Linked DNA regions of Homo sapiens: region 2 is linked to region 1. Evidence: chromatin contacts called from ENCODE Hi-C or POLR2A ChIA-PET data. All regions are on one chromosome and are shown on one strand. The core of a region is the stretch at or near the end of the contact, and the rest is flanking DNA. Distances in the headings are between cores, read along the strand shown.

What was found. Hi-C counts contacts between places; a loop is a spot of excess contacts on that map. ChIA-PET counts read pairs that join two places held with the same protein, here RNA polymerase II (POLR2A). Pooled maps may share reads with other maps.
Region 2: a pooled map shows a loop between it and region 1 (3-fold over the local background). The contact joins the promoter of ARVCF here to the promoter of MRPL40 in region 1. A Hi-C loop is called at or near these places in 7 of 50 pooled maps. POLR2A ChIA-PET finds 5 or more read pairs at or near these places in 2 of 52 experiments (GM10248 and activated naive CD4-positive, alpha-beta T cell).

The regions. Positions count from the first base shown.
Region 1 is chr22:19,430,362-19,435,390 of GRCh38, reverse strand. MRPL40 (mitochondrial ribosomal protein L40) reads right to left here and starts at 2,846. Exons shown (of 4, transcript NM_003776.4): 1 at 2,784-2,846; 2 at 2,043-2,126; 3 at 497-655. The coding sequence starts at 2,836. HIRA (histone cell cycle regulator) reads left to right here and starts at 3,658. Exons shown (of 25, transcript NM_003325.4): 1 at 3,658-3,951. The coding sequence starts at 3,915. RefSeq lists silencers at 2,772-3,081, 3,372-3,771 and enhancers at 4,056-4,803, 4,752-4,821.
Region 2 is chr22:20,014,550-20,019,578 of GRCh38, reverse strand. ARVCF (ARVCF delta catenin family member) reads left to right here and starts at 2,756. Exons shown (of 20, transcript NM_001670.3): 1 at 2,756-2,990. It also overlaps a transcript of TANGO2 not described here. RefSeq lists a silencer at 2,465-2,864.

The DNA.
Region 1 (5,029 bases), core at 1,597-4,096:
CTCCCTTGGGTGAGAGAAGACTTTTAACACCTGCCCCTTTATAGATGGTGCACACTGCTTACAAAACGGCAGCAGGAGCTGTTAACCCTGCACACAGTAGAATCCCAACAAATACCAACCAAAGATATCTGCATGATAAAACAGGAGGCCAAGGGTTTTCTACTGTTAGGATGAGGCGAGGGCTTCAGACTCCAGGCCCAAGGGATCAGAAACAGCCAAGACTCCTCATGCATGACAGCAACAACATGAACTCCAGAGCAGTGCTTAAGCATCTGGATTATTAGATGTCTTAGGTTCTTTCCCACCCAGAGCCATTCAAGAGTACCACCCAAGGATGCTTTCTCCTGCTTCCAAAAGGAGCAAGGACTCATTAGGGCCAAGTCAGCTCAAGCCTACTGACCAATGACTATCACAGGTGTGAACTACAGACACAACTACCTGAAGTTGATATTACTCCTTTGTCCTGAGGACTTCATCCCTAGAGAAGGATCCTTACCTTGCTTTATCCAAGAACTTTAGAGGGGTAATAAAATCTTCAATAGGAATTAGCTCTTGAGTAGCCTTTTCCAGTTTTCGGATCTTCCTTTTCAAGCGCTCCTTTGCTTCTTGGTCTTTTTTAGGATCTACCTTCTTCTTTTTTCGAAGAGGTTCTGATCTAATAGATAAAGCAAATATTAAACATTTTCCTCTTTGGTCTCATGAACCTACTGAGAGACAAGATGGTAAGTACCCCATACTGACCTCTCCACTGGGGGAAGGAGCTGTGCATGACTAACTCATGAGCTCAGCGTGGTGAGGAGGTACTCCACCCCACAGTACTTGTGAGAACTGTGTAGGTGCCATCAATTACAAGAAATAGTACAAAAGCAGCCGGGTGCAGTGGCTCAGGCCTGTAATCCCAGCACTTTGGGAGGCAAAGGCGGGCAGATTGCCCAAGGTCAGGAGTTCGAGACCAGCCTGGTCAACATGGCGAAACCCTGTCTCTACTAAAAATACAAAAATTAGCTGGGTGTGGTGGTGCGCACCTGTAATCCCAGCTTCTCGGGAAGCTGAGGCAGGAGAATCACTTGAGCCTGGGAGGCGGAGGTTGCAGTAGGACAAGATCGCGCCACTGCACTCCAGCTTGGGTAACAGAGCGAGACTCTGTCTCAAAAAAAAAAAAAAAAAAAAAAAAGTACAAAAGCAACAAGAGGCATCAGGGTATAAAATCGGGAAGTGTTCCTCTTTATTGCTGGGATTCAGGTGTGCCTTGGGATTACACTCAAAAGTGAAAATACCAAACTGTTAGATTAGAAGCTTATTACTATTAAAATTGATTTGTGGACTGGGTGCGGTGGCTCAGGCCTGTAATCCCAGCACTTTGGGTGCTGAGGTGGGTGGATCACCTGAGATCAGGAGTTCGAGACCAGCCTGACCAACATCCAACATGGTGAAACCCCGTCTCTACTAAAAACACAAAAATTAGCCGGGCGTGGTAGTGGGCGCCTGTAATCCCAGCTACTTGGGAGGCTGAGGCAGGAGAATTAGTTTAACCCAGGAGGCGAAGGTTGCAGTGATCCGAGGTCACACCACTGCACTCCAGCCTGGGTGACACAGTGAGACTCCATCTCAAAAAAAAAAGAAAAATCAAATCCTTTACTATCAAGATTGACTGAATCAAGTATCTACAAAGAGTCGAGAGTGCCAGATGGAAATACCTTTAATACTTGCATCTTCCCCACACTCTCCAGGGCCTCCGAATGGGCAGGGAAGAGGAAGGGTCATGGAGAAACAGAAACTTAAGCTGTGTCCTTTAAAACACACAAGAATCCCTTCAAGGAGAATACTTACTTCTTGAGAAACTGCTCAAATTTTAAAAATTACAAACAACAATCTATGGTTTGGAAAATGTTGGAAAAACAGAAAAGCATCGGCCTAAATTTAACTGAGAAACTTTGTAGGCTGTTAATTTTGCAAACCACACATCCAGCATTCTTGCTTTGTTCTCTACACATAGACTGACACCTTTACCCCCAGAGGTCAGGCCCTCGATTGAGTTTTACCTCATGGGAATGAGTTCCCAGAAAGACAACAATGACGCTCGCTGGTGAGTCTCTCTAAGCTGCGTCTGCCAAGTTCCCAGAAGCCTGAAAGATACAAGAGTATGTATAAATATCTGCTTCTCCAGGCTAGGCGCGGTTGCTCACGTCTGTAATCCCAGCACTTTGGGAGGCCGAGGCGGGTGGATCGCGAGGTCAGGAGTTCAAGACCAGCCTGGCCAACATGGTGAAACCCCGTCTCTACTAAAAATACAAAAATTAGCCGGGCGTGGTGTTGGGCGCCTGTAATCCGAGCTACTCGGGAGGCCGGGGCAGAACTGCTTGAACCCGGGAGGCAGAGGTTGCAGTGAGCCGAAATCGCGCCACTGCACTCCAGCCTGGGCGACAGAGCGAGACTCTGTCTCAAATAAATAAATAAATATCTGATTCTCTCCCACTTCACAGGAAAATAAAAAATTGCAATGCTCCCAAACCCGGGGCACTTCTAACTACTTGATATGACAGCAAGGTCAACGTGGAAGGTTTTTCAAAATCTTTCGTTCAGACCACAGAGGACTTAAGCAGGACCGCTGCTCGCCAGGGTGCTCAGATTTTCATGCATAAGAGTCACGACCAGATGGCTCATCCCTGAGATATTCGTGGACTGGGAGGCGAGCAGGGAGCACAGGCGAGTCCTGGCGGACAGTCGCGAAGACCCCGCACGCGCCCTGGGCACTCCGCTATCCGGCCAGCGTCCGCACTCACCCGCTAGTCGGGCGCAGGGCTAGCGAGATACTTCGCAGCACGGAGGCCGTCATGGCTACCCTCGCCGCTTCCGGGCGTGCGCCCCTCCACAGTCCGGCCCGCGGTGCCCCCTGCTGAGGTCCGGCAGACCAGGCGCCCAGCGCTCAGGCGTTCCGGCTGCGTGGGCTGGGACGCGCCTGTCCCCGCCCCCGACGCAGCCCCGCCTAGGGTGTCAGCTGCGCACACACGAGGGCCTTGCGTTTCACGCGGCTCGGGGTCCTCCCTTCCGTCCCCGCCCTGTGCTGGGAGCGCGCCTCTGCAGCGGGCACAGTCTAGCCAGTCAGGCCCTAGCCGGTTGGTCGGTCTGCGCCCTCGCGCGGGCCTCGGCTCCGCAGTGCAGCCGGAGCGGCCGAGGGGGCGTCCCTCTGCTCCTCCGAGTCCAAATGTTCATGTCTAGGCAAACGGCCCCGATCTTCTAATAAACGCGTCCGCCCCAGCCTCCCCCACCAGGGTTGGCTCGTCCCCCGCATTCGTTCGAGTCCGAAGCCCGGATCGCATTCCGGCGCCGGCGCGGAGCCCGGCGCTCGCAAGATGCCCAATAGCGCGTGTTGATGAATGACGGAAGCTAGTTAATAAGTCGGACTCAGACTGGCGAGGCAGAGCTGGTGACGGGCGGTCCACGCCACCTGGGCCCCGCCTGCCTCTGCGGGCGGCCCGGGTTGCAACTGCAGGCCCCGCTCGCTGTCCGCCGTCCAGGCGAACCGCCCTTTCTGGGGCGCCCGCGCCCGGGCCCGACCCGAAGCCCCTGCCAGCGGAGGAGCCGGGGCGGCCCAGTCCGCGTGGGGAGCGGTTTCCCGCCGGGGCGATTTGGCAGGTGCGCGCCGTGACTTCCGGCGTTGCCCGGGAGCCGCCTGAGGAGGAGCGGCGCAGGGGATGCGGCTGTGGTGGCGGCGGCGGCGGCCGAGCGCGGGTGGCGGCTGTGGCGGCGGAGGGGGGCGCGGGCCGGCGATGGCGCGGCGGCCCTGAGGGCGCGGGGCGGGCGGCGGCCGGAGGGCGGGTGGCGCGGGAGGAAGCGGCGGCGGTGGCTCCATGGCCCGGGCGCGCTGAGGGACCCGGCGCTCGCCTCAGCCCGGCGGCGGCGGCGGCCGAACAATGAAGCTCCTGAAGCCGACCTGGGTCAACCACAATGGTGAGTGCGCGCAGGGGTCGCGGGAGGCCGAGCCCGGAGTCGGGTCGGGGTCTGGAGTCGAGTCGGGGCGCGCGCAAGTCCTGCCTGTCTCGCCCCTGACGCCCGGTACCCGGTGCCCAAGCCAAGAAGCCGGCGGGAGCGGACTTTGTCCTCAGCGCGGAGAGGCTGGTGAGCCCCAGCACGTGCTCCGGGTTGACCGCAGCGAGGGCCATCTTCGCCCCTGGCTCTTGCTCTGAGTCTTCCGCTGCCCACCTGTGGTCCTTGGAGGGGCCGCGGCCTGGCTCCCAGGAGCGGGCCTTGGTGCCAGCCAGTGCCTTCCACTGGTCTGCATCGCCCGAGAAGTGCTCAGACGGTCCTGAAGGTGAAACCGGGATGAAATCCCCCTTGTGGCCTTTCAGTGGCAGGATGAAGATCCGAAATCTGCAAGAGGGACTGTTACTGCCCCTCTGGATCTGGGGACAGTGCCCCCAGTTGGGGAATTGTGGTCCCTAAATAGGAGGGTTTGGGGGCCCCGGGCCCCCGCGAAGGATCCACGATTAATGCTGAGCTGGGACATCAGGGTGAACTAGGGTTGGGCAGATAGGGCACAGGTGTGTTCTAGCAGAGGGGCTTCTTAGCTCTGTGGCAGTGGCTCCAAAGCACACCCTTGGGGAACGGACTCATCCACCCCATATCTTGACTCTGATACAGAGAGGCTAGTGGTAATCAGTTTCGTCATAGTTCTGCCTTGTTGGCAGAACTGCTGCAGGAGTTGGTGTTTGCTCCCCGGGTAGATGAAAAAAGCGCGCCTCCCCCTCCCCCACCCCACTCTGCTGACAGCACTGTAGCACAGAAATCAACCCAGGGAGACTCCTCCAGCCCAGGGCCTGATTCTGGCCTGTCTGACTGTTGACAGGCAAAGGGTCACCCTGATGCTGTCTTGTTCCTCATTTCTACTTTGCAGTGCGACTACAGGGTGCTACCGTTTTCTTTAGGAGCGAGAATAGATATTTTAACATGTGGCTTTTTCGTTTTGAATTTGGTCCCAGGATGCTCTCTACTACCACAACTAAACTGAACTGATCATGTGTGTGTTCTC
Region 2 (5,029 bases), core at 1,507-4,006, 580 kb before region 1:
AGATGGTGGTTTGCATCCTGTTCTGTCATACCTTGTGGCCTTGGGCCATCCCCACCCCCAGCCATACTTTTCCCAGCTAGACAGAGCCAGAGCAGACACTCTGATCTTCTTTGTCACCACTGACACTCCAGTCTGGATGACATGCGATGCCAGGAAGCAGGTGACGGCAGATGAAATGGGTCTAGGATGGGCACCTAAGCCCTGGGATCTTGGGGCTGCAACAGGCTCACTGGCATCCAACCTCTAATTGCACACAAACTCAGATAGGAAGCTCACTACCTTCTGTGGCCACTCTTTTGATTTCAACAGCTGCCACTCTTGAAAAGTTCTTGACACCCAGCTGAAAGCATTTTCTCTCTGTGGCTTTCTCCGGGGGCCTCACAGCTGTCCGCATGGAGCTAGGTGAGAGGATGAGAGAGGGAGAACACTGGGCTACTGGTCCCTGTGGTCTCCCTTGCTGTGTTTTTCTTATCTTTTTCTTTTTTCCTTTTTTTTGAGATGGAGTCTCGCTCTGTCTCCTAGGCTGCCGTGCGGTGGTGCAATTTCAGCTCACTGCAACCTCCGCCTCCCAGGTTCAAGCGATCTCCTGCCTCAGCCTCCCAAGTAGCTGGGACTATGGGCGTCTACCACCATGCCCCGCTACTTTTTTTTGTATTCTTTTAGTAGAGATGGGGTTTTGCTATGTTGGCCAGGCTGGTCTCGAACTCCTGACCTCTGGTGATTTGCCTGCCTTGGCCTCCCAAAGTGCTGGGATTACAGGCATGAGCCACTGCGCCCAGCCTCCCTTGTTGTGTTTCTGACCCCTGGCTGCAGCCTAATGGGCCGACTGCTGGACAGCGGTCCTGAGTCCTGTTTGAATTGGTGCTGCCCCGACATCCTCTGACCTCAGCTAATGATCCTGCCTGCCGAGGGCAGACAGGTCTCTGCAACCCTATGGGTGGTAGGGGTGGTGATGAGAGGAGAGGTAGTCTCACTTGCACAGATTTTGGTGTATGGTTCTGTCTTTTGCACTCTTTCAACAGAGGTCTGTCCAGTCCCTCTTGCAAGTGTGGGGAGGGGGTGGTGCAGGACTATGAGGTAACTGTGAGAAGAGGGGCTCCAGCAGAACCAGGGTCCAATGGCCTTGAAGAGATGGCTGGGGACAGCTGGACTCATTACGTCTACTCCTAAATGGAGGAAACGACCCCTCAGCTACACAGCACCTGAGCCAGAATGTCACCATGGTGCTGCTCCACAGGATGACAGCTACCTGGTTTGTGAGGGCCCCTATTCTAGGGACAGCTACTTCATTCTGCCCTCCCAGAGCAGCAAGCAACAACCCTATGCCAGGAGGCCAATTGGCACGTCAAGTGCCAGCTCCAATCGATTGATAGTAGCTGCCTGGCTCTGAAAGGCAGCTGGGATCGATTCACCATGCTGCCAGCACACAGATGGACCCAGCGGTGGTCCCAGCAGTGAGTTCTTGCCTTGGGCCATTTCATTTTCTTTGTCCTGGCCAAGGAATGATTGGATGAACACACTGGACTCCCAATATGGGTGGATAAGACAAGAGTGTCTGGTCACACCCCTCCACCACTCATAAGCATGGTTGTGGGCAGTTTGGTTCCCCAGGCGGCCTTGGAGAATGCAATGAGCCGAGGAACTGGTCATCTCCAGGTGCATCCAGGGCAGGAAAGGATGACAGCATGCGTGAGCCAGGGTCACTGGCTAAGAAGTCATCTCAGGACCTCCCCCTAGAAAAGCCCACTGGGCAGCATCCCTGCTGGTTCCCCCCTACACCACAAGGTTACGCAGAGCTGGCGGAGGGTCATGGTCCCACTCATGTCAGGTGCTCTTAATCTGGCAAGGAAATGTAACCTACGTGAATCTCAACAGGCAGTGAAGCACCGTTTCTTCCTGACTCCAGGTAGGGTGAAGAAAATGGGACAGTAGTACGGGGTGCGGGCATAAACGCACAACTCTGCCTCCCCAGACGCAGAGCTGTGGGGCTGTGAGAATGCCAGGAGGAGGTAAGAAAGGGCGGCCCCATGGGGGGCCTGCAGGGTGGGACAAGCCCAAGAGGTCTCTACATCCAGGCCTGGTGGGGGAGGTGAGCCCCTGGTTTACCGAGGGGGTCCCTTCCTGCCCTCGGAAATACTGCAGCTCCTACCTCCATCGTCTCCCCGCTGCGGGGACCCAGGGGCGTGAGGATGAGAGAGCCCCCAGGCCCCAGGGTCAGACGACTGTGTTCAAGCAAGTGAGAACCTCTCTGAGGCTGTTTCCCAACTGTAAAATGGGGATAGCAGCAGAACTCTCTCTCGCGGCTTGCGTGAAGAATACAATTCGATGTCGACAGGAGGGAGCGGCGCGCAGCGCGCAGCGAGTAGCAGGCGCTGAAGAAGGATACCTGTGAACTGGGAGTGGTGGCGGAGGCTACGCGGCCAGAGTCCGGGGAAGGGGCGCCGGCTCTGCCAGTCCCTGCTCGGGGCTGGATGGTCGGGGGATGTTCTCGTAAGTCGGCTGGGAGGGAGCGGTCCCGCGTACCCTGCCACCGCCGCCGCAGAGGTTCGGGCAGGTGCGGGGCCGCGGCCCCTCCGCGAGGGGGCCGGTCATCCGCCGGGACTGACATCCCGGAGGCCCAATGGCAAGCCGTCATCTCCGCGCATCCGCCCAATCGGCGCCGGTTGCCGTGCCGCGCCGGGTCTCTCGACCAATGGGAAAATTTGCTGTCAGATGGGGCGGGGCGGAGATTCGCGTCGCCGGCCCGGTCCGCTTTGCGCACGGGCCGCGTGAGGGCGGGAGGGCTGGCCCGGGGTCTCGGGTTGCGCGCTGGGCCTGGAGGGAGGGGGCGGCCCCCGCACCGGTCCGAGTTGCGGCCGCGTGGACTGCGACCCGCGCCGCGCCGCACCGCGCCGCGCCCTGGGAACGCCGCTCCCCGCGCGCCAACGGACCCGGGGAAGCCCTTCTGGGGTCCGAGGCCGCGCTGCGGGGCCGCCCACGCTGCGCTCCAGGTAAGCCTGAGCCAGTGGGCGGGGTGTGGGACCCGGGGCTGGGGCCTCGGGTCGGAGCCGGGACTGGGGGCGGGGCTGCAGATATGGGACGCATTCCGGGCAGCGGTCCGGACAGGGTCCTATCCCTGGAGTCGAGATCCGGGCGAGGGTCTGGGCCGGACGTCGGAGCCAATCTCCGCCCCACCCGCGTCTTGTCCGCGCGCTCTGCGGCGTCCGAGACCCCGGGCCGGCGGGGGCGGGTCTCTTTGTGCGTGGCCTTGGGGCCCTACCCTACCCGTCCGGGCGTCTTGCACTGAGCACTCCAGCCGAGCGCGGCCCGACCCCGCAGCCGTGCCCGCCCCGCGCGACGCTTGGCGCCTAGCTGCCAGGGCCCTGCAGCCGCCGAAACTTTCCAACAGCCCGAGGGGCGGCAGGCCGGGAACTTTCCTGGGGCAGCGCGCCGCCGGGAAGCTCAGGGGCACCGACGGCCCGGAGGTGTCCTCGCGCCGCGCTGCTCCTGCCGCCTCGGGGGTGAGAGAGGGCGCGCCACCCGGACCCCCGGCCTGGGTCCCCCTCCCCACGCCGCCCTGCGCCCCCTCGGTGCCGGTGCGGAGACATGTCATCTCCACTCTGAGGGAGACTGCTCGGTTTGCTGGGGAGTCGCCCTGGGCAGGTGGCCTGAGAGCTCCAGCCTATTTTAATTTTTAAATAATTAAATATTGGCTGCTTACAATATTTCACCGTTTCTTAGCTATGTGTAATGTAACATACTTAAAATGGAACTAAAGGACTTCAGCTCCCTTTCCCTACATCCAGGCATATTTAGAAATAAGGAAAAGAAAGGTGCCCCGTGGGTATTTTTTAGAGTAGGCTCTTAATGCTGCTGTCTAATAACCTCAGGTGAGTACCCAGGCTGCTGTGGGGGAAACCTCCCCTATGGTATGGGCCAGGGGGGTGCAGTGGGAGCCTCCACCTCTCCCGACCTTAGCTTCTCTGGGGTAGCTGCCTTTACTTCTTCCTACTTCTTAACTACTGCCTTATCTGCCTTTACTCTGGGATCTGGGCGGTGTTTAGAGGTCTGGTCCAAACAAGGCAGGTGTTACCTATCTTGTACTCACTCTATTGGAGCTGGGATGGTGCTGAATGCAGGGGGGCAGTCAGCGCTCTCTTGCCCGGTGTGCCATGCCAGTGGCCGGTCAGCTCCTAAGCAGGTGATCCAGGCCTTAGATCAGGCGACAGTGTGAGCCGCAGCGTGTCTGGGAAGGCATTTCCCCCAGTCTTGCCCCATCCTATCCGCAATGTCTGCTCCCAGCTGTCCCCTGTCCCCACCCTACCCCCATTCTGGGGTCCACCAGCGCCCAGCAGAGGACTGGGCACAGAACATTCGCTAAGGGACTCAAGTCCCAGCTGAGAGGGTAGTTGAGCACAGCCAAGCCAGCCCCTGCCCAGCTCTTGGCTGAGCTGCCCTGTCAGGCTTTTCAGCATAAACACAAGGACCTTCTGACCAAGGTTCCTCCTGGGAGAACAAGTTCTGACCCTCAATCCTGCTAAATTTGAGTCTCCCCACCCACCACATCTGGGCTGCTTGGCTCCCATGTTTGCTCTGGCACTCCCTCCAGAGGTGGCCCTGTAGTCTCCCCCCAGTCCCGGGGCCCTCTGCATCTCTGTGGCTCTGTGAGGGTAGGGTAGCACCCCTCCTTCTGTTTGTGCTACACAGGGATTCAGGGTGAGTTCCCTGTGCTCCTTCACCCCAGGAGTCTGGCCTGGGGGAGCATGAGGCTGTCCTGAGTAAGGACAGAAGGTGCAGGAGCAGCAGGATCCCCGGTCTCTGGGTGGAGCAGGGAGCTCTGCACACGGATGCCAGGCACCACCCTCTGTCCAGCCCATCTGTCGTGCTCCCCGCCTGGCCCTGGCAGAGGGAGTGACAGGGTAGAGCTGGGATAGGGAGTCAGGGCCCATTCTGTAGACAGGGCCAGGAATGGAGGGTGGGGGTCCAGGGACAGCACTGCAGAGCACCAGCTGGGCCTTGGGGGTCCTGGGGACTTCCCTGATGGTGGCTT